2 separate regions of the Homo sapiens genome follow, and region 2 is linked to region 1. A link is a loop called in an ENCODE intact Hi-C map of the cell type or tissue named here. Cell type or tissue: PC-9. All regions are shown on one strand. Links, peaks and the distances in the headings refer to the core of each region. The heading gives the core; the rest is flanking DNA.

Region 1 (15,558 bases), core at 2,708-10,707:
TATACTACGACATGGAAGAAACTTGAGGACATTAGGCTAAGTTAAATTAGCCAGTCACAAAAGGATGAATACTATGATTTCACTTACATGGAGTACCTATAACAAGTGAATTCATAGAAACAGAAAATAGGATACAGGTTATCAGAAGCCAGGAAGAGGGGATAATGTACAGTTATTGTTTAATGGGTATAGACTTTCTGTTTGGGATGATAAACGTTATGGAGATAGTGGTGAATTCACTTAATGTCACTGAGTTATTAACTTAAAAATGGTTAAAATAGGCCAGGCGAGGTGGCTCATGCCTGTAATCCCAGCACTTTAGGAGGCCAAGGTGGGTGGATCACTTGAGCTCAGGAGTTCAAGACCAACATGGAGTTCTAGGCAACATGGCAAAACCCCATCTCTACAAAAAATTCAAAAATTAGCCAGGTGTGGCAACATACACCTATAGTCCCAGCTACTTGGGAGGCTGAGGTGGGAGGATTGCTTGAGGCCAGGAGGTGGTTGCAGTGAGCCAAGATCGATCGCCTACTGCATTCTACCCTGGGTGACAGAGTGAAATCTTGTCTTAAAAAAAAAAGATTAAGGGCTGGGCATGGTGGCGCACGCCTGTAATCCCAGTACTTTGGGAGGCCCAGGCGGGCAGATCACGAGGTCAGGAGATAGAGACCATCCTGGCTAACATGGTGAAACCCCGTCTCTACTAAAAATACAAAAAAGTAGCTGGGTGTGGTGGCAGGTGCCTGTAGTCCCAGCTACTCAGGAGGCTGAGGCAGGAGAATGGCATGAACCCGGGAGGCAGAGCTTGCAGTGAGCCGAGATCGCTCCACTGCACTCCAGCCTGGGAGATACAGCGAGAGTCCATCTCAAAAAAAAAAAAAAAGAAAAGAAAATTAAAATGGCTTTTTAAAAAGCAAGTTTCCAAAGATATTATAACACTTCCTTAAATAAGGTGTTTGGGTTTCTTGTGTAACTACAGGGTCACTGTTACAAATGTCAACCATTATTCTGCTGATGAGCAGATATTCTGGTCAGATATTCTCATCAAGACTATCTTAAATCAACAAGTATGTACTACTTTGTGACATTCAAATTCTTCAGAATGCCAGTTAGAATAATAAACAGACTAATAAAAATGCCACACTTTGGGATATTAGAATACTCGAAACCCCATTTGAGACCATCTCAGGTGCTACCCAAGGCAGTTTGTATGGTTATTTCCATGGAGGTTTTGAAATATTTTATTGCCTGAAGGGCTATATGAAACTGGTTTCCATCTGAACATCCGTGGCAGGGTAAACTGTCTCTTATGTTGGAGATGGATGTTACTTCGTTCGGTGTGCATTTAGTGAGTGCCTGCTATGTGCCATGGTTGTGTGAGACATCTGATCATTTAGCCAACAGATATTTATTAGTTGCTGACTGCATGCTCTGTCAGCTCATTAGTCTGCATGCTCATTAGTTGCATGACTGAATGGCTCTTCACAGTGGAAAGAAATAGATGAAACAGTTCTTGTTCTGGAGGAACTCACTTTGATCTATCAAGGAGTTAAGACTGATATTCCGATGGTATAAAAATAAAGCACTAAAAGTGCTTCAGAGGGCACAAAAGTGATACCATGGAGTTCAGAGCAGGAGAGATCACTTTGTATGGCAACCAGGGGTGGGTGGAGGTGGAGAGTGGGAGGAGACACAGAAAATGTCACAGGGGAGGCAGTACTTGAGCTTGGCATTAAAGGATTCTATTACTTCCATGGGCAAGATCAGAAAAGCCCATTCCAGGTAGAGGAAGTGGCCAACCAGACTATTGCTGACCATCACTCAATATACTTGAGGCCACAGTGCCCTCCTGTCCCCTCTGCAGATACATTTTGAGGTTACCTGAGACTTTGTGGTCAACCAATGAGTCCTGCTCCGTTGTCCACTGAGCTCTGCAGTCCTTCCCGAGTTACCTCCAGGGGCCTGGCCACAGAGGATTAGAAGTGAAATGAGCCAGGCTTGCCAAGACCTGTCTGAGCTCAGACCTCTGTCCCGTGGTTTCGTATCCTTGGGCCAGAAAATGATGAGGGTCCCAACAAAGGACTTGTCCTCCTATTTTAGCCAATAGAGGACAAAGAGAGAAAAAGTGGTTATTTGTTTCAGGGTCACAATTCCTCAGAGAAAAGAAAATGTAATGGTCTGGGTAGAGAATGAAGTCTGAACTTGTCCACCAACCTATTTTACACATTTGTGGATGCACATGCTTGCACACACACGCATACATGATTTCATTGGCAAGAAGGAATTGCACCACCTCTGTCGTGTACTCACTGGCAGGGTAAAAATCCTTTATTTCACAACACAAATCCCCCAGCAGTGATTACCCCTTGACATCTGAGAGTTGCGCTCTGATAGTGCATGTTTCCTTGAGGTCTGCTTTTGTGGAGGGAAGGTGGGCCTGGCCCCCCAAGGAAGGGAGGGGAAAGCATGTGTACTGATCTGCCACATGCTTGAAGGTGCCCAACACTTTTACTGATCTTATCTCCTTTAATCCTCACACCCACTCTGGAGGCCAGGCATTACTGACTCTACCTGTAACTAAGAACTAAGACTTCAAACTTGTGCTCATATGTTTAAAGTCCACGTGGCATCCAAGTATGGGAAAAGACGCAGGGAGAGGCACCAGAGGCAAACTTTTCCAAATATGCAATTTTGCCCAAGGTTGACCCCATGCATGTGTGTATATGTATGAACACACACTCATACACACACACACACACACACACACACACACAAAGACTTATAAGTATGAGCCCAGTCATCACACTGCCTGAGTTTGAATTTTGGTCAAATTCAAACCTCTCTGTCCCTTAGCTTCCTCTTCTGTAAACTAGAAACAATTACTGTATGATGTTTGAGATGCCTCATAATAATATGGGATGGGGGGAGGTAGGTGGGCATATAGATGAAGCAAAATTGGCCATCAGTTGATTATTGTTGATGAGTTGATCATTGTACATGAGGTTTTATCATATTTTGTGCTCTATTTTTGTATATGTTTAGAATTTTCCATCTTAAAAACTTGTAAGCAGCATTATTCACAATAGTCAAAAGGTGGAAACAACTCAAATATTTATTAGTGATAAATGGATAAGCAAAATGTATTTACATATCATGAAATATTATTCAGCCTTAACAAAGAAGGAAATTCTGACACATACTACAATGTGGATGAAACTTTAGGAATTACACATGCTAAATAAAATAAGCCAGTCACAAAATGACAAATACTGTATGATTCTACTTGTGTGATGTACTTAGTATAGGCAATTTCATGGAGACCGAAAGTAGAAGAGTGGTCACCAAGGCCTGGAAGGAAGGGGAAATGGGGAGTTATAGTTTAATAGGTACAGAGTTTCTGTTTGGGATGATGAAAAAGTTGTGGAAATGAATAGTGGTAACGGCCATGCAACGTTGCAAATGTACTCAATGCCATTAAACTGTACACTTAAAAATGGTTAAGATAAATTTTGTTATGTATATTTTACAATAAAAAAGTTTTAAAACAATGAGATTATGCATGTAAAACAGCACAGTTTCTGGCATGTTGTAAGCTCTCAGTTGATATCTGTTATTATCAGATGCATGCCATGGTGGCATTAGTGGTGCGTTGAGACAAGAAGGTCCATCCAGCCTTTCAAAGATGTGTTTTGGGAATACATTACATTGGCTGGTGCCCAGGATTTCTCCTCCTAGGCCCTGTGTCCAAACCTATGCATGCCTGTATTACCTGGCTCTACAACTATGGTATATGCAATTTCTTGGCACACCAGGGAGGCATTCATGGCCTACTGGGTTACAAAACAATAAAGTTTCTGGTCACCATGGCTAGCTGTCATGTAAGTTGTAGGTTACCACGATGAGGTAGAAGTAGATCTCCTGCGTAAAGTGGAGAACTAGCAGATAATTTGTGGGTACCCCCAGGTCCCCTCCCAGCCTACTACAAAAGGTGATTTCCAGAGACCAGCATGCCCTACCAGGCTGCCAAGTCATAATGCAAGGATTCAGCCCGCACACAGGTGCTCTTGAGCCCTTTTAAAAACTTAATTTGCTAACACCTGCAGTCACCCAGTAGAAGTAGTTTTAGCAAGGCTGCAGGGGTCCCCAAAACACCACCATGTGTGAAAAGTAATAATCCTGGCATTCTGGTATGCACCTACCGCCTCTGCCTTTCATAATAATAATAGTTTATTTTCAGTCCATGCCGTATAGTTTTAAAAAGCCTTTTGTTTATATTTGTTTATATTTCACCTAATCCTTATGAGAACCTTCTGAGAGAGGTACAAGTATGGCTCCCATAGTGCAGAAGAGGAAACTGAGGCTGGGGAAGATTATAGGGTTTTTCCGAGATCACATAGGTATAAGCACTGGAGCCAGGTCTGAAGGCAAGCCACCCTCCATGCTCACCCCACGCCTTCTGTGTATTCCTTCTCTTTAGTCCTTGACTTTTATAACCCTCTCCACTGTACCCCTATCTACCTGTGGCTCCCTTGATAGGAGGGACTTTCTGAAAGAAGACATGTCTACAAAGCAAGATCAAAGAAAAGGTACTTTGCTTTCCTTATGGCTCCCTAGGGAAAGTGTCAAGTTCTTGAATTTGGAATGGCAACTCCCTCTCAAAAAGCCTTTTAGGGATCCCACTACCTTGATGCCTCTCTAAGCACTATTACTCCCCAGACTTCTATCTTGCTTTACTGACCCATATCCCACCTGACATCCCTACAAGGCAAGGAGCAGAATTTTGATGTCGCCCCCAACTGAATGGTAACGTGGTTTTTTCAGCATTCAGAACATCCCCTGCTGTCTCTATCTATCCTCTGGCATTCACAACATATAAGACTACCGTTTGCTCCCATTCCCCACATATTCTCCATACAGTCCTTTAGCAACACTTTGGATTCTGAGTTTAACCTACATACAAGTGCCATCTGGGACAGTGAAATACACCCCACTGACCTGCAACCAAGTTCTCTCTGCTCGGGGGCCAAAGACTTCCACTCCTAAGAGTTGTGCCTGAATCAGAATTGCCTTTACTACCCTCACAGCCAAGACTCTCCCACTCGGCGCTTGCTCTTTCTTTCGTTAGTTGACTCATGAATGAATGAATGATTCATTTTTCCAAGATTAATGCTATAGACATGCATTTTGTCTTCCTACCTCAGTGAGTTGGTGTGAACCAAAATATTATGTACAATTCAGGTATGGAAATGAAATGTCAAGGAAAGTTCATTTGTGACTCGGAATACTATTGAGACACCCACCCACATCTCAACAGGGCTATTGAGTGCTACCAAAGCCCCCTTAGCTTGTATTGTGTTTCATAGCTATTATTTCATACACAGCTTGGACAGGCAGAGGATAGTTACAAAAAGGTTATGCAATCTTTCTCAGGTCCTTTTCCTAGCATCAGTTATGATTCTAAATTAGGGAGAGCTTGTGACATTTCCACTCTGATTTATCTCCTGAGCCTCATTTTCTTCATTTACTCTTTGTCAGCACCTGCCCCCTGCTCCCAGCCATCTTGCCATAACCAATTTCTGGTCATGTCGAGGTCAGGGCTCAGGACCGGAACACTTTCAAAGGCTCCAGGAAATAAGAATCTATGCCGTTCTATCATTTCCAGTTTTTCCATGATTTAGGGCAATTCAAAGCCCTAAATATAGAAGAAGCCATCTGGGTCAGCTCTTTCTACCCCTGGCCTTTTTTTGGGTTGGTGCAAAGATAATTGAGGTTTTGGCCATTACTTTTAATACATGGGAGGAAGCTGAAGCCCGGGGAAGTTAAATGGCTTTTGAAAGGCACACAGCTAGCTGAGAGCAGAGCTGAAGCCATAGCTCAGGTTTCTGGGTCCCGTCATCATCCCACTAACCTGGCAGAGCTCTGCAAGGCTATGGCCCCCAAGCAGGGCTCCCCTGGCTGGCCAAACATCGCCTGTTCATGGGTCACTCAGCTGATGGCTGCCTAGTTCCCTGCTGTTCTGTGGATGGCAAAACAGTCTCTGGTGCCCTCAAGAGGCAGAACTGAGTAGTGGTGCCCTCCTAAAAGATCTAGATGCAGCCTGAGAAATGAACCCTCAGATCCACCTCCACCCCCATTTTACAGAACACATTGGATTCATCTTTTTATTTTAAAGATCATGAAACATGTTTAAGAATATCAAAATATATTTGAAACACAAACTTCCCCTAATGCCCTCAAAAGCATAGACTAGAGGCCGGGCGCTGTGGCTCACGCCTGTAATCCCAGCACTTTGGAAGGCTGAGGCAGGCGGATCACAAGGTCAGGAGATCGAGACCAGCCTGGCCAATATGGTGAAACCCCCATCTCTAGTAAAAAAAAAAAAAAATACAAAAATTAACCAGGCAGGCAGCATGCGCCTGTAATCCCAGCTACTCAGGAGGTTGAGGCAGGAGAATTGCTTTAACCCAGGAGTGGAGGTTGCAGTGAGCCAAGATCACACCACTGCACTCCAGCCTGGGCAACAGAGCAAGACTCCATCTCAAAAAAAAAAAAAAAAGAAAAGAAAAGAAAAGAAAGCATAGACTAGAACTAGAGCCTGGACCCCTGTGAGAACCAAGAAGCCCGTAGGCCCAGGCCATGTGCCTACTCCCCTGAGAACCTCTCCAGAACCTAAACTTGAAAGGTGTGAGCAGAAAGGAAAGGTGGTGAGGTAAGGTAACTCCATGGATAACCAGGTGCTGGCTTCTCTCTTGGTCATAGGAGAGCCACAGCACTGCCTTCTCATCAAAGGCTGGAAAAACCTATGTTCAGGATGCACAGCCCTGGGTGGTGAGTCGGGGCTGACTCATAGTAAACAAGAAATGGGCAAGAATATCTCCCTGGTGGTGTCCTGAAGCCCTGGCCTCCCTAGAGGTGCTGGGAAGGGAAGTGTGAGAGTACTACAGGAATGTGCACGGGAAGGAGGAAAGGAACCAACAAAGGGTGATCTAGATGGGGGGGACCACGGGTGGAGGAGTCAGGAAGGCCTGGGAGTTCTCAGAGCAGCAGTGACAGGGGGTGAGCCCAAGCCATCAGCTTCATTGCTAAGAGCTATAAGGAACCCAGGGCTGTCTGCATCTTTGTTCTGTAAAAGACATCTAGACACTGGGGCCTTTACTAACCACTCACACATACTCTATGCAAGCAAAATTAATTGTTCTATTGTCTATTCCCATAGCCCTGTGTAGACACTTACCTTGTGTTACATTTTGTTTCATATCTGACTCCAACTATCCAATTCGACAAATATTTATCCAGTGTTTCTGTTTGGCAGGGACTGTGCTGCCACAAAAGACTTAAGCAACTCTGTCTCATTTGTCTCTAAGTCTCCTGCACTGCCAGCAAAATGCAACTTGATAACTATTAGATTTAAATACTGTATTTTTAGGCAGGACAAATAGAGATGCTGATTCCATTTGTGAAGTATGGGATTCTAGGCACTTGGGTTTCTAGTTCATAGTTCTATGTGTTGTTCTTATATATGTGGCCAATGGGGGCCGTCCTCTCCCTGACCCTCTACTGTCTTTTTCTTCCTCATCCTCACTCTAAGGAAGATGGTTGTATCAGTCAGGGTTATTAACCCCAGCTTCTGTCACAAATAATCCCTAATCTCAGTAACTTAGCACAATAAAAGTTTATTTCTCACATAAATTTTTTTAAATATTTTAAAATTATACTTTAAGTTCTGGGGCACATGTACAGAACGTGCAGGTTTGTTACATAGGTATACATGTGCCATGGCAGTTTGCTGCACCCATCAACCTGTCATCTACATTAGGTATTTGTCCTAATGCTATCCCTCCTCCTCTCCCACCCCACACCCCGACAGGCCCCGCCCGGTGTGTGATGTCCTCCCTGTGTCCATGTGTTCTCATTGTTCAGCTCCCACTTATGAGTGAGAACATGCAGTGTTTGGTTTTCTGTTCTTGTGTTAGTTTGCTGAGAATGATGGTTTCCAGCTTCATCTGTGTCCCTGCAAAGGACATGAACTCATCCTTTTTTATGGCTGCATAGTATTCCATTGTGTATATGTGCCACATTTTCTTTATCCAGTCTATCATTGATGGGCATTTGGGTTGGTTCCAAGTCTTTGATATTGTCTCACATAAATTTGAAGATTCTGTTTCTTCACACACTTCCAGGCACAGCAAAGCATAATGGCAAGTCACAGATTCAGACATTCCTGGTCAAGCTGCTCTCCTTGGCAGCTCTCTCCTAAAGTGGCAACTCAGCATCCAGGCTCCTTCTATCCTGTGGCTCCACCATCCCCTAGGCCCTCCTTGTCACCTCTCCTGGATCCTCTGCATTCAGCCAAATGGCAGTCAAAGAAAGAGATGAAATGCCCTGTACCTGGAACATAACCACCTCAGCCCAGAGGTGACACACATCCCTTCTGCTTAAGATCTCTTGATGAGAACTAGTAGCATGGTCCCTCTCACATGTGCCGGAAGCTGAGATGGGTTCTCAGGCTGGAAAGTTGCTTGCTAGCAGTAATTCCATCTCAGAAGGGAACAAGAATTTTTGGTGTAGTTGGCTCTGACGAAACAGTACTTTGGAACAATTAAGCATGAAAAGTTCTGCCATGAGAGACAGAGAAAGCAAAAGAAATATTGTCTTATAAATACTATATTCTGTAAAATCTGGAAAAACAACCTGTTCCTGGGGAGATTTGTCTAGAATGATCAACTGTACCCCCAAGGATCCTCTGTAACCCTGCCAGGATCTCCATAGAGTTGCTCCCCTGGGTTACCAGGAAGTTGGAGCTAGAACCCAAGGGTACAAATACAGATGAGTGGGAGCAAGGGTGCCTGCCGACCAAGTGCCCTTCAAGACTGGCTCTCTTCAGACTGAAAGGAAGTCTTACTTGATGGGAAAGGCAAAGAACCCCTCTCTGTCATTCTTTGGAAACAAGACTGTCTTCTTTCAAGTAAAAATTCTGTCCCTTCTCACACTTCCAGGCACAACAAGGTATAATGGCAGGTCACACATACAAGTAAGCTCCCTGTGTCAGAATTTCTGAGCTGAGAAAAATGGATGACTGACTGAAACCTTTGATATGAAAGGAAGAAGCGGTCTGAGGAATCAGCTTGAGAGAAAAAGGAAGCCCTGACTTCCTCTGCATGCCTTCACTGGTCCAGAAAGAAATGGGTTTGGAGCCACTGATATCTACATCTCTTCCTTTAAAATATGAGACCTAAACATCAAAGGGTTCTCTGGTCTGAGGCATGGGTTTGCACATAGAGGTGATGACTTATCAATAATATATTTTAAATTGAGTGCCAATTAGGCTACAGGAAATAATATAATTAAAATTTAGAGACAGCTCTAAAACTTGATTGAAGACCTGGAACAGTCGGTTTGAAGTGAAGTGAATAATGCTTCACTCTTTTGCCAAAACACAGATATAAATATTACCCAAGCCTAAAATCCTGCCCAATCAGCTGCTTGTATGGAGCTATGGGAGAGATGGAGGGGAAGAGGGGGAAGAGTTTGTTAGAAGGCTACAGATAAGCCTTATGCAATGAACCAACTAACAATGTGGGAAATGGGCCTCCTAGAAAAGGTGGATCCTATGGAGTGAACTCTCTCCCTTCCCTGGAGCTACCAAGGAGAGGAAAAAAAGAGGGAAGGGCTAAACAGATATTGATGTCACAGCATCATCACCCTTGATGCTGACCACTAAACACTAACCTGTGGCTCCTAAATTCTTTCTGCACAACTATAAGACTAATCCAAAAACCTAGGTGGGGGACTGGCCTGTAAGTAGGGGCTGAGTAGCTCTAGCTATAAAGGATTTACAAGTAGGGACTGGGTACACATTACATTATCATCATCAGAGAATGCAGTATGAAGCATCCTGTATGGTTAGTGGAGTTTGAATTAAGATTAAAAAGGATGTAATTCTTAATTCACAACTAAGAAATTGACATTGGGACAATCCACAGAGGTCATTCACATTTCACCAGTTTTACATGCACTCATGTATGTGTGTGTGTAGTGATGTTCAGTTTTATTGCATGTGAGGCCAGGTGGTGGCTCATGCCTATAGTCCCAGCACTTTGGGAAGCTGAAGCAGGTGGATCACTTGAGGCCAGCCTGGCCAACATGGTGAAACCCCGTCTCTACTAAAAATACAAAAATTAGCTGGCTGAGGCACAAGAATCACTTGAACCCAGGAAGTGGAGTGAGCCAAAATCACGCCACTGCACTTCATCCTGGGTGACAGAGCGAGACTCTGTCTCAAAAAAAAAATTGCATATGTAAATTGACGTGATCACGAATATAATCAAGATACAGAACTGCTCCACCACCATAAGGCTCTGTTATTGCCCTTTATAGCCATCCCTACCCCATCCCCCATCTCTAACCCGTGGCAACCACTAATCTGTTCTCCATCTCTATAATTTTATTTCAAGAATATTGTGTAAATGGAATCATATAGTATGTGACCTTTTGAGATTGGCCTTTTTCACTCAACATAATTTTTTTGAGATCCATCCAAGTTGTTGCATGTATCAATTGTTTGTTCCTTTTTATTGCTATGTAGTACCCCATGGTGTGGATATACTACAGTTTGTCCATTCGTCTGCTGAAGAACATTTTGGTTGTTTCCAGTTTGGGTCATTTACAAATAAAGCTACACTTAACAACAACAATAACAAAAGGATATACTTCTTGTCTTCTAAACCAATGATTCAAACTTAGTGCAAATAAGAATCATCTTGGGTATGGGGAGGAGAATGTATTGAAAAGCTAATTCCCAGGGCCCCAGCTAGAAAAGTACTCTGGGATTGGACCAGATGTCTGAATTTCTAGTAAGCATGACTAGGTAATTCTCAAATACATGCTAGGGACATAGTTGAAAACAACTACGGGCTAAGAGGCTACAGTCTGATGGATTTGACAGAAATAAAAATAATTTCTATCATCATCCAGGAAATATATATATATATACATATATATATATATATGTATATATATATATTTTTTTGAGATGAAGCCTTACTCTGTTGCCCAGGCTGGAGTGCAGTGGCATGATTTCAGCTCACTGCAACTTCTGCCTCCCTGGTTCAAGCAATTCTCCTGCCTCAGCCTCCCGAGTAGCTGGGACTACAGGCTCACACTGCCATGCCCAGCTAATTTTTTGTATTTTAATAGAGATGGGGTTTCACCATGTTGCTTGGGCTGGTCTCAAACTCCTGAGCTCAGGCAATCCACCCATCTCGGCCTCCCAAAGTACTACGATGACAGGTGTAAGCTACTGCACCCAGCTGAAAAATAATTTTTCCTAAAAGGAAAAACAGCCTTGTTGCTTGATACCATCTTATCATGGAACTTTCAAAAACTGAATATGTATATTTCATTTTTTGGCAGTACACACTTTACGTTTCAAAGCTGTGATCTATTTTTTATATTTTTGAGGCTGATTCTGTGTCTTGAGAAAGCCAAATGTTGCATTGTTAGTTTAGGCACAGATGTGTGGACTCACTGCAGGTGAATGTCTCCAACAAGGCAGGAAAATCATGGGTCCTTTTTAAAACAGGTGGTAGAAGGACAACCACTGATTCTATAAAACATGAACAGTTACACCAAATTGTTCTGTTTACAGCAAATATATGAAGTAGGAGTATTTTCTTCAAAAGTGGTATTGATTCTAATTAAACTGACCTATAGCAGATTTTTAAAACTATTTTTAATTTGAAATGTTTATTTAGGAAGAATGGCATGAAATAGTTCACACATTAGCTGATGTAGAAATAATATAATTGTACCCATAATGGGATAAAATAACAAAAGACTCTCTGAGTTGAAAGGGATACTGAACGTAAACTATTCCAACCACTTACCTAATGTTTGTCAGCCTGCGGAAATAGAAACTACAGGGCCAGGTGTGGTGGCTCATGCTTGTAATCTCAGCACTTTGGGAGGTCGAAGCTAGCAGATTACTGGGCCCAGGAGTTCGAGACTAGCCTGGGTAACACGGCAAAATCCCATCTCTACAAAAAATACAAAAATTAGCCAGGCATGGTGGCATGTGCCTGTAATCTCAGCTACTTGGGAGGCTGAGGCAGGAGGATCATCTGAGCCCAGGGAGGTCGAGGCTGCAGTTAGCAGTGATCGTGCCACTGTACTCCAGCCTGGGCAACAGAGTGAAACCCTGTCAAAAAAAAAAGAAGAAAGAAAGAAAGAAAGAAAGAAAGAAAGAAAGAAAGAAAGAAAGAAAGAAAGAAAGGAAGGAAGGAAGGAAGGAAGGAAGGAAGGAAGGAAGGAAGGAAGGAAGGAAGGAAGGAAGGAAGGGAAGGGAGGGAAAGAGAGAGAGGAAGGAAGGAAGGAAAGAAAGAAAGAAAGAAAGAAAGAAAGAAAGAAAGAAAGAAAGAAAGAAAAAGAAAGAAAGGAAAGAAGGAAAACTACAGGCCTGGGAGACGTAAGAACTGAGTTTAAGTTTCAGCCTTGCCACTTGGCCAGCAGCTGTATAATATTAGACATGTGGCTTAAGTTTCCTCAGCCTCAATTTCCTCAGCTGTAAAATAATATGGTGACCATCATGGTCTCTTTCAGTCCTAACATTCTATGATTCCCTTCTCCAATCTTTATCTCCCTCTGGATATTTATTCATAACCTGAAAAAGAAAGATGAGCTGATTTTCACATTGCAAATTATCTCTCAATTTAGAATGAATGAATTAGAACATACATATGGACAAAGATAAAAAGAAACTAAACCTAAAATTAAAATCTCCTTATCTAAAACACTTAAAATATGAATAAATTAGCTACCAATAGAATCAGAAAGAAAAGACATTCTCTGATATAACGCTAAAGAAGATGATGATAATCACCAAACCAATGGTGCTGTTCTATGAGAACAAGCTGTATTTAAAGTGGAATTTGTGTGTTCTTCAATACAGATAAATAGAGCTATCAAATACACAGTTGTCACAGATTATCTCTGGAGACACAAATTCATGCTTTAAGGACTAAAACTTAGCATCCCTTTGATGCTTAATGGGATATGTCATCTTGATGATATATTACTTTCATCAGTAAGGTGATTTCCTCTTGTCTTTCTAAGTAATCTATGCAAAAACCTCTTGCAAACCTTTCTTAAAAGATTACTTGGGTATCATCTCAGTTTTAAAAACTTATTAATACAAATAAATAGGTTTTGTTCAGTGTTTTGCACCTTTAAAGTATAGCACATGGTATGAGCTCAATAATTGTTTCCAAAGTGAATGATTTAAATTGAATAAAGCACCAGACACTTGACAAATGGAATCACTGATACAGTTGAAACAGCACTGGCATCAGGGTCTTGATTGCCTCTTGCTAGCTGTATGATTGTGGGAAATTTATATAACATCTTTGAGCCTCGGTATTCTCATCTGTAAATGGAGACAATTCTACCCAAACACTAAGCTTAATGGGAGAATTAAAATAGATGATATAAAAAAGGAAATCTATGAAAAACTTCAGCTCATATTATTCTCATGATGAGTCTAAATACATTCCCCTCTAAGATGGGGAACAAGTCTTCTCTCAATTCTATGCAACACCATGCTGGATGTCTTAGCAATGCAATGAGACAAGATTGGAAAGAAAGAAATAAAACTGTCTTAATCCTCAGACAATGTGATCATCTACATAGAAAGTCCTGAAGAATCTATAAAAAATGAACCAATAAATGGATATAACAAGTCACAGGACACAAAGTAAATATACACACAGAATATACAGGAGGAAATGATGTTATTGGTAACCTCAGAAATCCAAAGAGCCAGATAATTTAGATAACACAAAGAAACTAAGACCACACAATCATGGCATGTATTCCTTATTTCATTTTCGTGAGAATTGTGTGCATTTGGTTTTGTACATGATATATTTTCATAAGCTTGCCTTGAGAGGAAAAACAAGTTTTTCAGATGAGCAAATATATCTATGGAATAAGCTAGCTTGCAAAGTCAATTTTAATCATGCATATAATTTTACAGAGTGATGAGTTCTTTCTGGAAGCCATGAAGTTCTTGCAACTTGAATAGATAAGAGAGGACTTTTGCAAAGGCCACTAAACTCACCTATAAAACAAATGTCATCTGTGGTCACCACCTATCTTGAGGGGAAAAAGTCAAAAATATATTGGGCTGCTCTTAATGTGATTGACAATTTTAGCAGATTTGTTAAATATTCATATGATTCTCTGGTGGGAAAGACATCCTGTATTTACATCAGTGAGTAATTTTTCCTATTGCTGCAATAGATTATATATGAGAAACAGTCTTACCGATCTTGCAAGTAACTGAGAGCTTATGGAAGAAAGATGAATATTTTACTGAAAAGGATGCAAGCATTCATTATATGAGAAGCCATGTAACTGATGTATATCATCTCTAACATCAATAATTTATATAATGGAAGGTTCAGTTACTGGAATTTGAAAACATCCATACACTTGCCTGAGTGTACCTTGTGTTTTATGTGTCCTAGGATGGATTTTTGTGGCACTGTCTATGTTAGCCCTGTCCTATGCAAAAATCTGAGGAAGCAGTTTTGATGTATAATTAATTATATTTTCTAACAACATTTAACTAGAAAACTGTTAAAAATGTTTGCCCACTTATCACCTAAGATTATCGGATATATCACCAGTAGTATGCATATCACCTTGGGAAACACTCATGGGAAAAGCACTGTAACTGCAGCCAAAATACCTAAATTCAAATTATGGTTCTGCTGTTTAGTAGTTATGCCACCTCGAAACATTAGTTCACATTTCTGAGCTTCTGTTTCATTTTTAAAAGGAAGAGCAATAAAAAGGATATTTGGGGATCATCTGGAACACCAACATATAATCAAATATTGCCACATATTTCAAGGTTTGTGTCTGCATTTGCATCTTCATATAAGCCCAGTGGAGTTCAATGAAGTCACAGGGAATAGAGTCTTCTTAGTAGTTCAGACAGAGAAAAATGGGGGCAGAACTGAATCATGCCAAGGCATTCAATAGCACACGCAGCTGAATTCAAAATAATCTGCACTTAAGGCATCAACACTATATTCAGGAGTTTCAATTCCTTAAAAAAATATGAATAATGCATTTATGCCAAGAGAAGACTCAATGATGTTGCAGCATAAATTATCATTGCAGAAGAAAAGTTTTGTCCTTAAACTATTAAAAGAATTTAACATGACCACAATAACAGTCATGGGTCAATTGCCACTTTGACATTAGGATATATCAAACTTTATTATCAATACATTAAAAATCAAGCACTGTCACTTAGGGATCACTGGGTGACAACATAATCATAAATGCACATGTAAATGAGCACTTTTAAATCTCACTGAAGTATTCTATATGTTCTAGAATACCTTACATCTGACTTTTAGAATATTTTCAAAATGAAAATATAAGATTAAAAAATTCTGATTGGAAGATTTAAATATCAAATTTTTTCCTTATTATGACATCAGTACTATCATAATGTCAGATTTACCCTCATCTTACTCTTACACAATTACC
Region 2 (15,558 bases), core at 5,028-13,027, 160 kb before region 1:
GGTCCTGTGCAATTCTAATTCTCCTGTGTATTTTTTTTCTCTTGTTTTACCATCATTTGGTTTTACCATCTTAAGCATTTGGTAATGTTTTATTGACTGCCAGACATTGTATTTGAAAAATGATAGCGTTAATTTGAGGGTCTGAACGATGTTATCTTCCTCCAGAGAGTACTTGTTTGCTTTTGGCAGGCAGCCGGGGTAGAGAAAAGGAACCTTGATCCATTTGAGCGAGTTAGAAGGTAAGTGTCAGCCTTGCTGGGCGCTGGTCTATTGCCAGCTTGCCCTTACTCCTGAGAGAAACCTTCTGGGGGTCCAAACTGAAAGCCTAGGGGGTTCACCAGGCCCCTCCTCCTTGGCGAGTCTTGAACTCCTATTCTGTCTCCTCAGTTCTGAGAGACTGTTGAAAGCTCTGGCACCTAATTTAGCTTCTTTGCTGCCACTTACAAACTGGCAAATACCTGGAGGGAAAAGTGGCATCTGATGGCACATTTCTCTTCATTTCCTTCATCTCCACCATTCTGGCCTTTCTAGGCATCAATGCCACGGTATTCTCCAAGGAGAGTTATATTATTTCTATTTACACTCACAGTAAACATATATACGCTTTTCTGGTATTCACAGTGGAAGGATTAGTATAATACAAACTAGTCTGACAAAATCAGAAGAAACTCAAGAAAAAAATTATGATGGTATATCAGAGCTTCTCAATCTAACCTCTAAGCCTTTTCTCCTTCAAACTTTCCAGCCCTTTATCTCTCCGTGCTTCCTCACTTCTGCTCTTCAATTCATGATCTCTTCAGCTATGTTGATCTCTTCGACTGTTGACTTCATTACTTGCTCCCTGCCTCAGTCCTATATTTTTCATTTCAGATATTTCCAATTGGATCTTTTCATATTGGCCTATTATTTAACAACCTTCTATTTTTATTTGAGAAACGCTCCTGTCTTTCTCCGATACTCTAAATATACACACTTTTCAAACTTTTCAGACTGCTCCCTGGTTTCTCTTTTTTAGGGTTTAAATTATCTTGTTTGACAGGTCTTCCACCTGTCTCTCATAGTGGTGGTTTTCCATGAGTGCAGAAATTTGTTTGCAAACTCATCTTGCATAGGAGGGTTTTTTCTCCTTATTTGCCCCTCACTAGCAGCTGAAATAATGATTGAGCCTTGACCAATAGGATATACAACTCTGAACAAGGTTCCAAAGTAAGCTTTTAGGATTTTCTCTAGAACGGACAACAAAACATAAGATATGTGTGTGCTGCACAGTTGTAGGTCCTATTCTCACACCTATCTCTGCTTCCTTCCTGGGCCATGGGAGAGCTACCTGCCACAAAGTTCAACCATGAGTGATTAGGCTCCAGTCAACTTGCAAGGAGCATGGTCCCAACCCCAGTCCACACAGGAGGATGGTTCTGATCTCCTGTCATGTGCTAAGTGCACTGAAAGGAGATCTTAAAGTCTGGGCCATCAATCCCCATTCTTGGTTTCTAAGATTTCCCCCTTGTTTTTTAATTGTTATATTTTTAAAATTGTTCCTATGTGTTTGGAACAGAAGAAATAATTCTGAATGTGCTTACTGTACTTTATTCACAACAAGTCCACCAGGAAATGTTAATATGGCCCTCTTAAATACTAAAAATGCTCATATGTGTGAAAAATTTATGTTTTTGTATATAGAAATAGATTAAACAACATCAATGCACAGCGGGGGAAAGACTGGAAGAATCTACTCTATGAATGTTAATAGAGATAACTCTGTAATGTTGGAATTAAGGGTGATAATTTTTTTAGCCTAAATATTTTAAACACATTTTCTATAACCATGTATTAATCATTATCCAGGATCCTTTTCTTTCTTAAAACTCACAACTCAAAGGAGAATGAATGGTGCATTTCATTTCAGGTAGTATGATGGCCTGTATATTCTTCCCTGTCCCCCTTAGACAAACTGGCCCTCTGGGGATTTAAAAAAAAAAAAGTCACTAGTATACTGAGAAAGAAGAGTTAAGAACAGAGTCCAAGGCCTGTCATCAAAGAGCTATTAAAGAGGGAAGAATTTCAGAGCTCCCTGAAGGCAAAGCTAGCTTACAAAGACACAAAGTGCTAATGGGGATATTTACCACTTGTTCTCTAACTAGCAGCAGAGCTTAGGAAGACATACAGCCTAAGGAGGGAAAGTGAGTTGTACTGGCCTACATACAGGTGAAAGTAAATATTCAGAAAAACTAAGGATTAAAAGTTAGTAAAGGCTTCAATAGAACATCCACAGAAAAGCCTTCCTGATGCCCCCAAATTAAATCAGGTTACTCTGTTAGGGTCCCCTTACAATCCTTACTAATCCTTCATTGCACTCATCACAATTTGCAAGTTCACAATTATTGTTGTAATGTTAGGTTTGGTATTTAGATGGTAAATACTAAGTATTTAGATGTTAATACTAAGAATTACTAAGTAAATACTACGTAAGTAAATATTAAGTATTTAGATGTTAGGTTTAGTATTTAGAGCTGCCCCACAATACCAGCCCAAGGAATGTGTCATTTTGCTCAAGGCTAAATCCCCAGGGCCTAGCACCATAGCAGGTAATCAATAAACATTTCTTTTCTTTTCTTTTCTTTTCTTTTTTTGGAGGCTGGAGTCTAATGGTGGGATCTCAGCTCACCGCAACCTCTGCCTCCCAGGTTCAAGTGATTCTCCTGCCTCAGCCTCCCAAGTAGCTGGGATTACAGGCATGCACCACCACGCCCAGCTAATTTTGTATTTTTAGTAGAGACAGGGTTTCTCCATGTTGGTCAGGCTGGTCTTGAACTCCCAACCTCAGGTGATTCGCCCACCTCAGCCCCACAAAGTGCTGGGATTACAGGCATGAGCCACCACGCCCAGCCAATAAACATTCCTTGAATGTTGAATACAAGCAAAATATTTTTATCTTGCTTTCGTTTCTCTATAACATTCCTTGCTTCTTAACATAAAATTAATTTGTTAAAATAATTTCATTGTATGAAAAATAAATAATTTGAGCTATTAGTATTCTGCAGCTAAAGTAGAGGTGACTATAGGGCCTATTCTATCCTAATGACACCATCAGTAATCTACGGACTGTGCCAGTGGTGAAGGCAGAGAACATGGGAGGACTTCACAAGCCTCTCTGAGACTTGATCCCAAAACTTCCCACCCATTTAAGTGAACAAAACAGCAGAGGTTAGCAAACTGACAGCCTTACCTGGGTTAGTTGCATCTGTGACAGAGAAAAACTTTAAGGAAATGGATCGTGGGACAACACTGATTGTTTATGAGGCACCTGCAGGCACTTTTATCCTCCTTGGAAGAGGGAAAGCATAACTTAATTTATAATATTCAAAAAACACTCCCACAAACACTCACTTTATCGTCCTTTACACAACCTACCTGAAGAAGAGGCACTGTGCACTGTGGATACTATTGTACCCATCTTACAGGCAGGAAACTGAGGCTCAGGAAGGTGAGTGATGCTCTTAGAGATACAGTGGGGCTGGAGCATCTTCTGTGGTGGAGGGTGTCCTGGTCTAGGGAGTGGGAACACTGAAGGGAGTGAGGGAAGAGGCAGTGCAGACAGAAGGCACACTGCCCCACAACTAGCCATGGTTTGTGCCATGACGATGGTCCAGGCCTTCAGGAAAGGTGAGAGCTACCCAAAACTCGTGAATAAGTAATAAGGAGAGTGACCTCATAACCCTACCCTAGGAGGACTCTGCTCAGACATGGCTAAAGTTTGTGCTGACACACAGCAGGCCCCAAATTAAATGGTTTGACTTCAAGGAGAAGTATGTGGGGTGGTGAAAAGTGGCAAATATCACCTGCAGGACTTCTGAGACTCAGACATGTCACTGGGAAGAGAATGGTTGCCAAGAAGAAAGCTCATTAGAACCTTATTTTTACTGAGATGCTTCTTTTTCAATGCTCACTTCTTTCTTTGTTTAAGACTTCCCGGGGGCCCTGCTTTTACTGGCTGAGTTGCTCACTGACCCAAGAGCCCCCAGCCCATCTCTGATAAGGCAGTGACCCTCAGGACATGGGGTCTCATCCTGGAAACAACATCAGTCTTAGCCAAAATCAACAGGGAAGATTCTGGTCAATTCTCCTGGGAACAAAGACAGGCACTACTTGTCCTCTCTAACTTCTCTCCTTTCCTGCCCTAAGTTACTCTGGATAAAATCAGGCTCAGGGGATGAGTCTGTAGCATTTCCTCTGTCTTCTTGTTCAGTACAATTTTTCACTTTTATTTCATGTTTAATTAGTTAAAGTAAAGCTTTCCATCAGAAGAGATATTGCTCTTAGTGCCACAGCTACCTGCATCCAACCTGGCACTTGTCTTTCTATGTGACCTTTCTCCTGACCCCCAGCATTCCAATTCTAAGCCTCTGCACCTATAAAGCTCAACCACCTTGAACATCAAATAATGTCCTAAGTTTCCATTGCCAACTTTTGATCTCCTCTGTCAAAAAAGTTTATTGTTTTAACCAAGGTAATGAAGTAATGAAAGTTCATTACCAAATGGAGAATTATGAATGTCAGAAGCAGGGAGAAACTGCCAGAATATATTTCAATCCTGGAAAAAATAAGTGCCTTGAATAAAAAAGCAGGCAATAAATATGTGTTGAATGAATGAACGGTCTCAAAAACTCATTTCTCTCCTTGTTTCCTGAGTGGATCCCTGACCTGCACAAAAGTTCTGTGCTTTTTTTTTTTTCTGTCCCCAAAACACTCTGAGATCTGGAATGAAAAGCGTTAGGACTGCAAAATTTGTTAATTACAAGTTAATGACTCTACAGCCTTTAAACCTGTGAATGCAAAGTGTCACCCAGTACAAATTAAAATCAGTATTTACATAAACTTCCCAAAGTGAACTGGAGAGTGCCCTTAACAGAGTGACTCTGGCAGAAAATGTATTATCCATGATCCATGCACCGTATCCAGGCAAGAGTGAAAGGTGCCATTTTGATTCAAAAATAAATTATATATACATACATATGCACATATATATTTTCATGTATAGTATTGAAATGCTTATCTTGACTTTGTCATCTTAGGCTTCCTTTTGGCTTTTTCCTTCAAATAGACTAAACTGCCATTATGGGTAGCAGGTATTCTGAACTGCAAGGCGCATGCTTTGAAATTTTAATAATTTCCTATATCCTCTACCTACAAAACCACAGCTATTAAAACAGGTGAACTGAACAGCAGATGATTCAGAGAGAAAATATTTTATGTAAACAATGATAAACACAATTAAATTTTTTTTCTCACAAATGTCTTAATCAGTTTAATTAACCCCTGATCTTAACCTCAGATTTCTTAAAGCTTTTTCTACGTCTTGACCTTGGAGCCCCAACCTCTTTCAGACATTCCTCCAAACATTATGCTCAGCTTGACCCCAGAAGCCTTTCTGCCGACCTGTCCTTAATTATCACAGAGCTCCCCCACCCCACCCCTACACACTTTTTGGCAATACAGAATCTATTCTATAGCTGCTTTCAAATAATCTCAGGAATTTTCTTAGTTGTTTTCTTGTCCTCAACTGAGTTTCTCTGCTTCTTCAATACAAGACCAAAAAACAAACAAACAAATAAAACAAAACAAACTCACAGAAGTTTGGGGAGGGAGGGAGGTCTATAAACTGCACCTCTAAGTTAAGAGGAGAAAATTCTGTAACTAGATTCTCTCCATTCTAAAGAAGGTATTTTTTCACTTAACTCTTACATGTAATAGGAATAATCTCAACTGTCTTAGATATAATTTCAGAATGAGTTTCTTAAAGATTACATATACTTTACACTCAACATCCTGAATAAAATGTTACAACGTCTTTGAACAAAAAGCTAAGACTGCATTATTACCAATAAATGAGCTGAAGTGACAACAGGTGGGTTTATTCATGGCTCTCCAATGACAAAATGGTAAAAGAATAGTGTGATCTGTATGTAAATACTCATAACTATCACACCCATTTTCTTCCATTCTCTTGACCTAATCAGCACACGTGATCTTAACCTCACCCCACAAGGAATGCAAATATCCATGCTTAAAAGTGGATGTACTGTTTCTCTTTTCATTTTTATTTCAGCAGTTTCATGCCTTTTCAGAATTATGCAAAAAATGCTCTCATCATGGCCAACATAAAACATAAGTCCCCAAAAAGGTAAAATATAGTACAACTTCATAACCAACCAGCAAAAGCAAATGTAACAGGCCACCTGTGTGTGGGCATGTGCCTCTATGGGTTATGAACTAAGTTGAGTAGTAATCACAGTTGAGGCAGAGTTAGCATCAAATAATTTGCATTAAATATTATCAAAGTAAAAAAGCAAAACAAAAAAAACTCTGCTTGATGAAAGATGCACCAATATGCATCTTCTGTACACAAATGAAGATAACCTCAGAGGTGTCAATACCACTTAACAGTCCTCACACTGCAAAGGATCCTGACAATGCAGGGGCACCCAAGTCCATAATGAGCTCTTTCATTAACATCAGTCAAGTAAAAGGTCTCTGAAACAACTGCCTGTGCTCAAGGAAGAAATTTATGATACTAGCCGTGTTAGATATTATATACCGCATTGTATACAACACTGCTGTGCTCCTTGTATACTGCCATGCTCAATAACGTGGCTTAAGTTGAAAATTAACCATGTGCATTCAAGCTGTCACATATTGCTGCAGGAAGTAAGGCTTGGTGCAACTTTTTGAAGAGTAATTTGATATTACCTAACGAAATTGGCACCACCTCCAATTCCACTATTCCACAGCTAGGAATAAGAACTGTAAAAATCCAGAGAGAGCAAGGAAAGAAATAGAAGCGAAATTCATTGCAATATTGCAACATTTTTTATTCAACATTTTTTATAATGGCAAATAATTTTTAAGACACAAATATTCAATGGGAGAATGATTAAATAAATTATAATTTAATCTATATAACAGAACATTATGAGGCCATTAAAAAGAAATGGAGTACAGGTGTCTGCATATATTGACCTGAAAGGACATCTTTGATTTATCATTGAGTAAAAAGAAAACAAGCTATAGAAATGTATATAGTATGATCCCATTTTTGTCTTAAAAAGTAGCTGACATTTACTGAATGTTTACATTCCAAATACTGTGTTAAATGCTGACAAACGTTTTTAAATTTAATATTTACTAACAGTCCTATAAGTTATTTAATACCCTCCGTTTGAAAATTAGGGAAAGTGAAGCTTAGAGAAGTTTAGTAATCTGCCTTAAGTAAAAAAGCTAGTGAGTTATAGAGACAGGCTTTGAACCCAGACACCATGGTCTTAACCCGTGTGTGTGTGTGTGTGTGTGTGTGTGTGTGTGTGTGTGCGCGCGTGTGTGTGCGTGTGTGTGTTGCATTAAAAAAAGAAATGAGAGATTACCCAAAGTGCTAATGGTGAAAAACTCTGTAGAAAGGGAGAATGACTGTAACTTCTAAACAATTTGGATTTTTTTCTTCTAGCAAAAGATTCTAGTTGTAATTTAAAAAGGAGAAACACAGTAAGACAGGCAGAAAGAAAGATAGAAAGAAAATCAGCAAGCCTTCAATGCGAATTCCTGAGTAGGTTAGCACCATGCAGTCAGCTTAACCACCACTTCAAAAATGTGTTTAAAAATAGTGTGTGGGCTGGGCGCGGTGGCTCACGCCTTTAATCCCAGCACTTTGGGAGGCCAAGGTGGGTGGATCGGGAGGCCAAGAGATCAAGGCCATCCTGGCCAACATGGTGAAACCCCGTCTCTACTAAAAATACAAAAATTAATGGGCATGGTGGTCCATGCCTGCAGTCCCAGCTACTCAGGAGGCTGAGGCAGGAGAATCACTTGAACCCGAGAGGTGGAGGTTGCAGTGAGCCAAGATCACACCACGGCACTCCAGCCTCGTGACAGAGTGAGACTCTGTCTCAAAAAAATAATAAAAATAATGTGTAAAGGATTTCTTTTTTTCAGAATACAGCTCCAATCATTAGTCAACAAATTCTGGATAGTAAGACTCATCATCTAATGAACATATTTATATGGTAGATCATATGAACTTCTTTTTCCCATTTGGCCCAAAGATTCCAAGAGCGTATGCAAAAACAAAAACAAAAGCTGGTGCGTGAAATGTCAGGGAGCCCTTGGGATGAGGCCATGGAGAAAGTAAAGGTTTGCTTGATGAGGGGAGCAAAGTATGAGAATTTAAAGCCGGAATGGAAAGCAACAGCCAGGGCAACATAGAAGACCTGATAAAGCATCCATCTGACAAAACCCAGGGATCAAACAAACAGCAGCCCTAGGAATGCTGCAGATCCCACATGGGAGACTCCAAGTCCAGATTGCAATTTGGGTATTTTATAAAAGAGAAAATTTATAAATGAGAAAATTCATTTTTAGCAACAGCACTTCCATGAGTTTGGCTGGGCCATGTGGAGGCATGGGTCCAATACGCACTCTGGACACCTGTGTTCCCCAGACACTGTTCATCTACCTCCCTCTCCCACTAAAATGTTTGCTCTCTGTGGCAGCAACCGAGACCCACGCATAGCACACAGCAGACACCCACCCAGATTCTAGCTGAATCAAAATGAGGGAGGTAGTTATACAGAAGGAAGAAGCTTCCCAGTTCCTACAGCATTTCTCATTCCCATTCACATGTAAAGAAGTTAGGCTGAGCACGGGGGCTCACACCTATAAGCCCAACTACTGGAGAGGATTGCTTGAGGCCAGGAGCTCGAGGCCAGCCTGGGTAACATAGTTGGACTCTATCTCTACAAAAACTTTTAAAATTAGCCGGGTATGATGGTGTTCATCTATAGTACTGCCCACTCAGGAGGCTGAGGTCAGGGGGATCCCTTGAACCCAGGAGTTTGAGGTTGCAGTGAGGTATGATCGTGCCACTGCACTCCAGCCTGAGTGACAGAGTGAGACCCTGTCTCAAAAATAAAAACCACACACACAACAGAAAAGAAGAAGTTTATTGCATTTAATGTGTCAATGTTAACTCTTTCCTAGGGGATACAAGCAGATACAAGCTGCTTCCTGAAAGGTAAACTTACAGGCAACAATTTTCCAAGCCATCAATCTCTCAAAGCAGCAGTGCTGTCAGACTAAGTCAAGAGAATTGCAGAATAAAGCCTAAAACCTAAAGCATAATTACTCCTAAAAGGGGACATTTCCTAGAAGGATGAAGGTTTTCAGGGCTGTTCTCCCTAGAACCCTGGTGGGGGCAACAGCCACTTCGAAGATTAACATTGTCTCCAGCAGTTATTGTGAAAGAATAATTATTGTGCCCCATCTGTCTCCCTGATGATGCCAGCAACAGTAACCCTTTAAAAGGAAAAAAGACTTTTTGTGTGGCAGGGGGTCAGAGAAGGCAAGGGGAGACAGAGATGAAAGGATAAACAAAAAGCCAGGGCCCCACCTCAGTAGAGGAACAGGTAATACATGATAGCTGTTTAAAAAAGAAAGAGGCAGAAGGACCAGATTCTTGGGGCCTGGAGATGAAAGGAAGATGGAAACAGGAGCCTATCTGAGACCTAAAAACATATTCTGGGGTTTAAGTCTAGCTTCCCCTGTCCTTAGAGACGACTGCTACTAATAGCTACTATTGCTAAGCACTTGCCATGAGCCAGGCACTGTTCAAAGCTCTTGACATATTTTATGTCATCGATCACAACCACCCAATGAAGTGGGTGTACTTATTCCCATTTTATAAGCAAAGAGGTAGGGCTGGAAAGGTTAAGAGCTTACTCAGCGAGAGAGAGCTGGTAAATAAAGGAGTGAAGATTCTAACCCAGATGGAATGTCATGCCGAAGCTATTAGCCACTAGAAGATAATACCTCACTTGCACATTCTGCTGCTGCTGCTGCTGCACCTGAGGCCTTCACCTGGGCTCGGTGGTGAATGCCCTAAGATGGTTCAAAAACTGCATGTGAAAAACTGTTTTAGGCCAAGCTATCAACAAATCTTCTGGTGATATCAAACCTGGTGGCACAGATAAGAGAAATTTGAAAGTGACTTTCAAAAGCAGGGTGGAAGCCGTAGTACCCAGAGTTGCATCTGTCCTCTGGCAAAGGAGTGCCTGAAAGCAACACCAGGCAAGCAGTGAGTGGGGCTGGAAGGGACAGGGTGCCCGGGACACTCCTGAAACCCTCCTCCGCTCTAATAGGCTGGATTCCAGCAATAGCAAAAGCCTGGACTCTGGGGGCCACTTAGCAAGGGAAATTGGTCTTGGATAGTTCCACGACTGACCAGCAAACGACATGTGTGATCATCTCCCTTGGAGACCATGAGGCCTCTAATCAGCCCTGAAGACATTCTCACAACATCCACAGACAAATGACAACTGCAGGACCTATGCAGGGTGATAGCAGGAGTGGGAGCAACAGTAGAATCACAGTCATGCCTATTATCATTATTATAAAACCCTTACTGCGATTGCTCAAGGCATAACCGAAGGGGCTTGGTTTCAAATAGGTAAGAGAGTTCAAAGCACTGCCATTATGATAGTGATTTATTAGCCTGATATTTTTGAGGCTGATAGTACAGGTCCACTTTCACATATGGAGAGACTGAGGCTCAGTAAGGACAAACAACTTTGCATAAACCCAGAGCAAGACCTCAAGTCATCAGGCTCCCAGCCAAGGATTCTTTCTCCTAGAGCAGTGTTTTTCAAATTTTTTAAGTCCCGGAACTGCTTCAAATAGAATCTTCTCTGGAAGCTTACATTGTAAATCAGCCAAAATAGAACTTATCTGATGGACTCAGAGGTGGGGCCTCCAGGAAGAGAAAGGCCCCAGGTTTGAGTCCTAACTCAGTCACTTACTAGTGATACTTAAAGGAAGTTAGTCAACCTCTCCAAGATTCAGTTTCTTCATCTGTAGCAAGAAGAACAGCACTGCCTCTCTTGATTATTTATGAGATGGAAACAAGATGATGTAAAGTCCCCATATGCTCAGTACATGGCAGACATAATTATTATTCCTACCACTGTATCTGTGAGTGGGAAGGAAGCTGAAACCATCCAGCAATTAGCATGAGGCCATCTCCAGTCTCGGTCATAAACCAGGCAGCAGGTTAATTTCAGGAACTGGCAGGCTGACCAAGTTGCTGAAAAATGCACAGAAAAGAGGACAGGATAAAGAGAAAGGTGTATATGTGGTTTTAATTATGGTCACAGGGTTAAAGTGGAGGTTGTGTCCTTTACTCTGGCATCAGGGAGCCAGCCACACTCTCACTCTGCCTCGCTGGCACCCATGATAATTGGGACAACTATACTCATTAAAGCACACCAGTGCTTGAACAAAAAGCCAACAACAAGGCCAGGCACAGTGGCTCACGCCTGTAATCCCAGCACTTTGGGAGGCCAAGGCAGGTGGATCACTTGAGGCCAGGAGTTCGAGACCAGCCTGGCCAACATGGTGAAACCCCATCTCTACAAAAGTACAAAAAAATTAGCTGGGTGTGGTGGCTCATGCCTGTAATCCCAGCTACTCAGGAGGCTGAGACAGGAGAATCGCTTGAACCCAGGAGGCAGAGGTGGCAGTGAGCCGAGATCGTGCCATTGCACTCCAGCCTGGGCGATAGAGTGAGACTTCATCTCAAAAAAAAAAAAAAGCTAACAACAGCTGTTTCAGGACCCAAATGGAAAGAGGTATGGTGTAGTGAAAAGAGTACCAATTTGGACCCAGACAAAAGAGTTTGAGTCGTATAGGCTTGTTTCCCTGAGCCTAAGCTTCCCCATGTGAAAGAGTGGAAACATAGAAGTACCTAGGTGTATGCATCACACAACTGGCACCAAATATACATGAACGCCCTTGCTCCTCTCCAAGTCAGTCACATAAAGCTCCTTCCCTTCACAGCAGGAAAAGATTTGATGATGAATCCTCTATAAACGATAACAGCACCCACAATCACAATACTTGCAAATGTGCTGAGCCCACCTTTAAATTTGCTATATGTGTTAACTCATCTAATCCTACCAAAACCATAAACTTATAAGTACTGCTATGCTGTCTTACTCATTGGATAGAAGAAGAAACCAAAGCACAGAGAAGTTTAGAAAGTTGACCAAGGTCACACAGCCAGTAATAGTCATGCCAAGATTTGAACCCAGGCTGCCTGATTCCACAGTCAGTGTTCTTATAACATTCTTATCACAATGTTTATACTTCTCTTTTCAAATATAATTATTTTATTTTACATTATGGTACTACCAGGATTACAGCAGGTTTGTCATGCTATCTGCAATACACATGTGATGTTGACAGGACAAATTGTAATATTCCCATTTGGTAGATGAATAAACCAAAGCATAGAGGTTCAGCGACTTGCCTAAAGTACATAGCAGGACTCAGAGGCAAAGCTGAGACTAAAATGCAAGTCACCAAGAGTCCAACTATAAGATGTAAAGCCCGCTCTAGAAGGAAATGGTCCAGTGATTGTCTAGGCACTGATAAAACCACTTTCAAAGGTGTCATTAATGTCCCCACAACAGTAGCACTGCTTTAGCCAGGGCAGAGTTACATGGGCATGGATCCTAATACAACCTCCAGTCCCAGCCTAGATTCCTTCCCTTCATGGCATCTGTGTGAAAGAGGGTTTTTCTTCTGGCTAGTGGGCCTAGCACACACCAGCAAGAGGAGGTCCCTGGCAGAAGTAAGAGTAGGAATGGGACACAGGTGGCTCAGAGTAGAGCAACCAATGAGAAAGCAACCTGAGAAGGCAAAGGAATGCAAATCAACGTCAATGGACTCAGAAGACTGATGACAGGGAGGAGATGGGGGAGGAGGGCAAGGAAGCAGCTTGCAGTTGGAGCAGGAAATAAAAGTGCAAATGAGAGGCTCAGCATGGTCTCCACTCGCCATCCCACAAACGGGTGAACACACACGGAAGCTGGACAGACAGACCAAGGCGTGGCCAGAGAACAGTGAGTTATAATGCTATGAAGGATATGTGCATGAGAAAGGTCTGATGGAAATTCTCCAAAATGCTAACAAAAGAAGCATGGTAAGATCATGGGTTATCATTGTTCCTTTCCTCTGTTTTCTAAATGTTCTGAAAGATTTATCATCTTTAAATCTGAAAGATTATAGAATTCGACATCATCACAACAGTCCTGGCTTGAGCCTAAGGTGCATCTGCCCGAGGTCTCAGGTCTGCCTGGGCATGAGTGGAGGACCCAAGGGGCCATTCTGCTGGAGACCATCTGGATGACACACTAAAGGGCCTGCTGGGAGAGCATCTGTTTTGAGGACAGAGCTGGGTCCTCAAGCTTGAGCCAGTGACAGAGCTCAGGCCAGGCAGCAGGTCAGTTATAAGCATAATACAGTGCCTGCCACTCAGACTGTCTCCTGGCCCAGCATCCATGTTTGCATCTTAGGAACAGGCCAAATAGCAGGACAGAGAGCAGCAGACAGCAATGACCCAGGGCTCATGAGCCTAGCCCCGCAATGCAAGTTAAGGTTTCACCACTTCAGTAGGGGACACAACACAGTGCTGCCACCTGCAAGGTCCAGTGCATCACCAGTGTGGCCCACCCAGCAAGCCAGTTTCTAAAAGCAGGGAGTGGCATGACCGCAGTCGAGTGCTGTGGCTCAGCTCTGGCAAGCCTCAGAAAGACTCGGCCCCGGGGCCTTGGCAAGGCACTTCCTGGGACTTACGGGCCCCGAGGCTAGGGGTGCTCAGGGCAGGCATCACCACACACAGGAGACAGGGAATCCTAGGCATCTCATGGTCCTGAGAGCACTGTGGCCTTGAGGACCCGTGAGATCCCTCCCAAGCATGCTCAAGAAATCTTGGAGAAGCTTCGCGGAGAATGCAGCATAAAAGCCCTATCACGGTGGGTTGGGGTGAAGCCAGAGGAATATTGTTTTCTGTTATTGAAGGTGTTCTGTTTTTGTTGCTCCACTCACTGATGTAGCCTGGCAGGGAGAAAGGTGACATTTTCAAAAAATGTTTAAGAATTCATTAATAACGATGGTAAATTAGTAACTCTGAGCAACTATTAGAGGCAAAAAAGAGAGAAATATGACTAACAAACAAATGTTAGCGTACAGACAGAACTCCCATATGCTGTCAGCCACTCTTCATGGAAGAAAATAGTAGCTATTTCCAGACCGAAAATTAGGCCAAATAGTAGTTCTGTGAAGTGATTCAAGAACACAATAAACAATAACAAATATACAATATAAGATAAAAGACAAATGAATACACAGTATCTAATGAAGAAAAGGCTACTTCACAAAATTAAAAAGATATGCAGCTTGACAGTAAAGGAGGGTTAATCAGCCATTTGAATGATGGAAAGGTTAAGAAAAACACTGAGAATTATTTTTGAACAGAAAAAAAAATTATGAAGGGAAAATCAAAACTCAGAAGCTAAGCAGCCCTTCCCTCCAGTCCCCATGGCACTCTATTCCTCCTGGGTGTACAGCCTTTACCACCGTGCATACTCACTTCCCCCTTTCCTTCTCCCTCCAACCAGACTGTGAGCCTGCTGAGGGCCATGCTGATATCACCTCTCTGTCTGGAGGCGGGCACGCAGCATAGTGCTGGGCAAAGAGTAAACAATATATTGGCTTTTACTGAATGAATGAATGAATGAATGAATGAACGAACGAACGAATGAACAAGCAAACAGATTAACAAAGGAACAAATGTTAAAGGGGCTGAAATAAATGGATATCTCTGAAAGACATAGGAAAAGGAACTCTGGTCCCACAGGCACACCAAAGAAGAAAACTCCTCCACTTGGCATTTAATTGAATTCAATTTTATATATTCTTTGATAGTTTCATGTGCACATGGCCTGTCCCCACTGAGAAGCCTTAAGCCCTTGAAGGCAGGGACCACAAACTTCTACTTCTATGTCCCCCATTATAGTGCCTGGCACAGTGCTGGATTTTAGGTCTTAAATAAATATTCATTAAATAGGCTTGAATAAAGAAGATGAGACGAGACAAGTAAAGTTACTTCTAGCGGATGAGGTTCCTTCATTTTAATTTATAGGAGAAATGAGCTGGCTATTTACCAAGCTTCATTGCAACAGGCATTCCTCAGGACAAAGAGAGCCTTTCAGAACTACACGAGCGGCGGCGCCTTCTCCAGAGTTCCAGGCTTGGTATTTCCAAGGGAGAGCTAGGGGTCAAATAGTAAAATCCGCAGGCACAGGCACATGCCAGGGAAGTTGGCACAGCACCTGCCCAGGCTGGGAATGACTCCAGGCAGCCTGACCAAAGTCAAGAAAGCTCATAATTCATCCAGAGGAGAACTTAAAAACAATCCAGTTAGTTGGATATGACTGCAGATTGGGCAACTGAATGTCAACCGAATTCAACAGTGAGGACAGAAAATAGGAGGTGGGCACATCCTTCTTTCTCTAAAGCACACAGCTCAGGTGAAGGTGAAAGGTCTCTGCTTCTTGTATTTGGCAACTCCAGCCATAACAATCTGTCAGCAAAAATGCCTGCACAGGATCAGTGGGAGAGTCTCCTCCCTCAATGCAAAAATTCCTGACCAGGCAGCTCCCCATATAACCACCA

What was found. A loop is a pair of places that touch in the nucleus more often than their neighbours do. Peaks named below come from ENCODE experiments on the same cell type or tissue, not always from the same donor. Only the 100,000 strongest peaks of a DNase experiment are listed, where the experiment ranks them.
Region 2: it touches region 1 in a loop (3-fold over the local background); 12 of 110 quality-filtered maps call a loop at or near these places.

What each region holds. Positions count from the first base shown.
Region 1 is chr1:162,046,643-162,062,200 of GRCh38, reverse strand. No RefSeq gene overlaps it. Among named protein-coding and RNA genes, the nearest start is that of NOS1AP, 15 kb to the left of the region's middle. RefSeq lists an enhancer at 5,710-6,224. In PC-9, for the core only: CTCF peaks have their summits at 5,825 and 6,028 (motif pointing left); DNase peaks (open chromatin) are centred at 6,030 and 6,850; H3K27ac peaks cover 1,102 bases.
Region 2 is chr1:162,213,342-162,228,899 of GRCh38, reverse strand. The region is part of intron 2 of NOS1AP (nitric oxide synthase 1 adaptor protein); the gene reads right to left. Among named protein-coding and RNA genes, the nearest start is that of MIR4654, 64 kb to the right of the region's middle. In PC-9, for the core only: no CTCF peak of the experiment used is centred there; DNase peaks (open chromatin) are centred at 5,219 and 9,749; H3K27ac peaks cover 913 bases.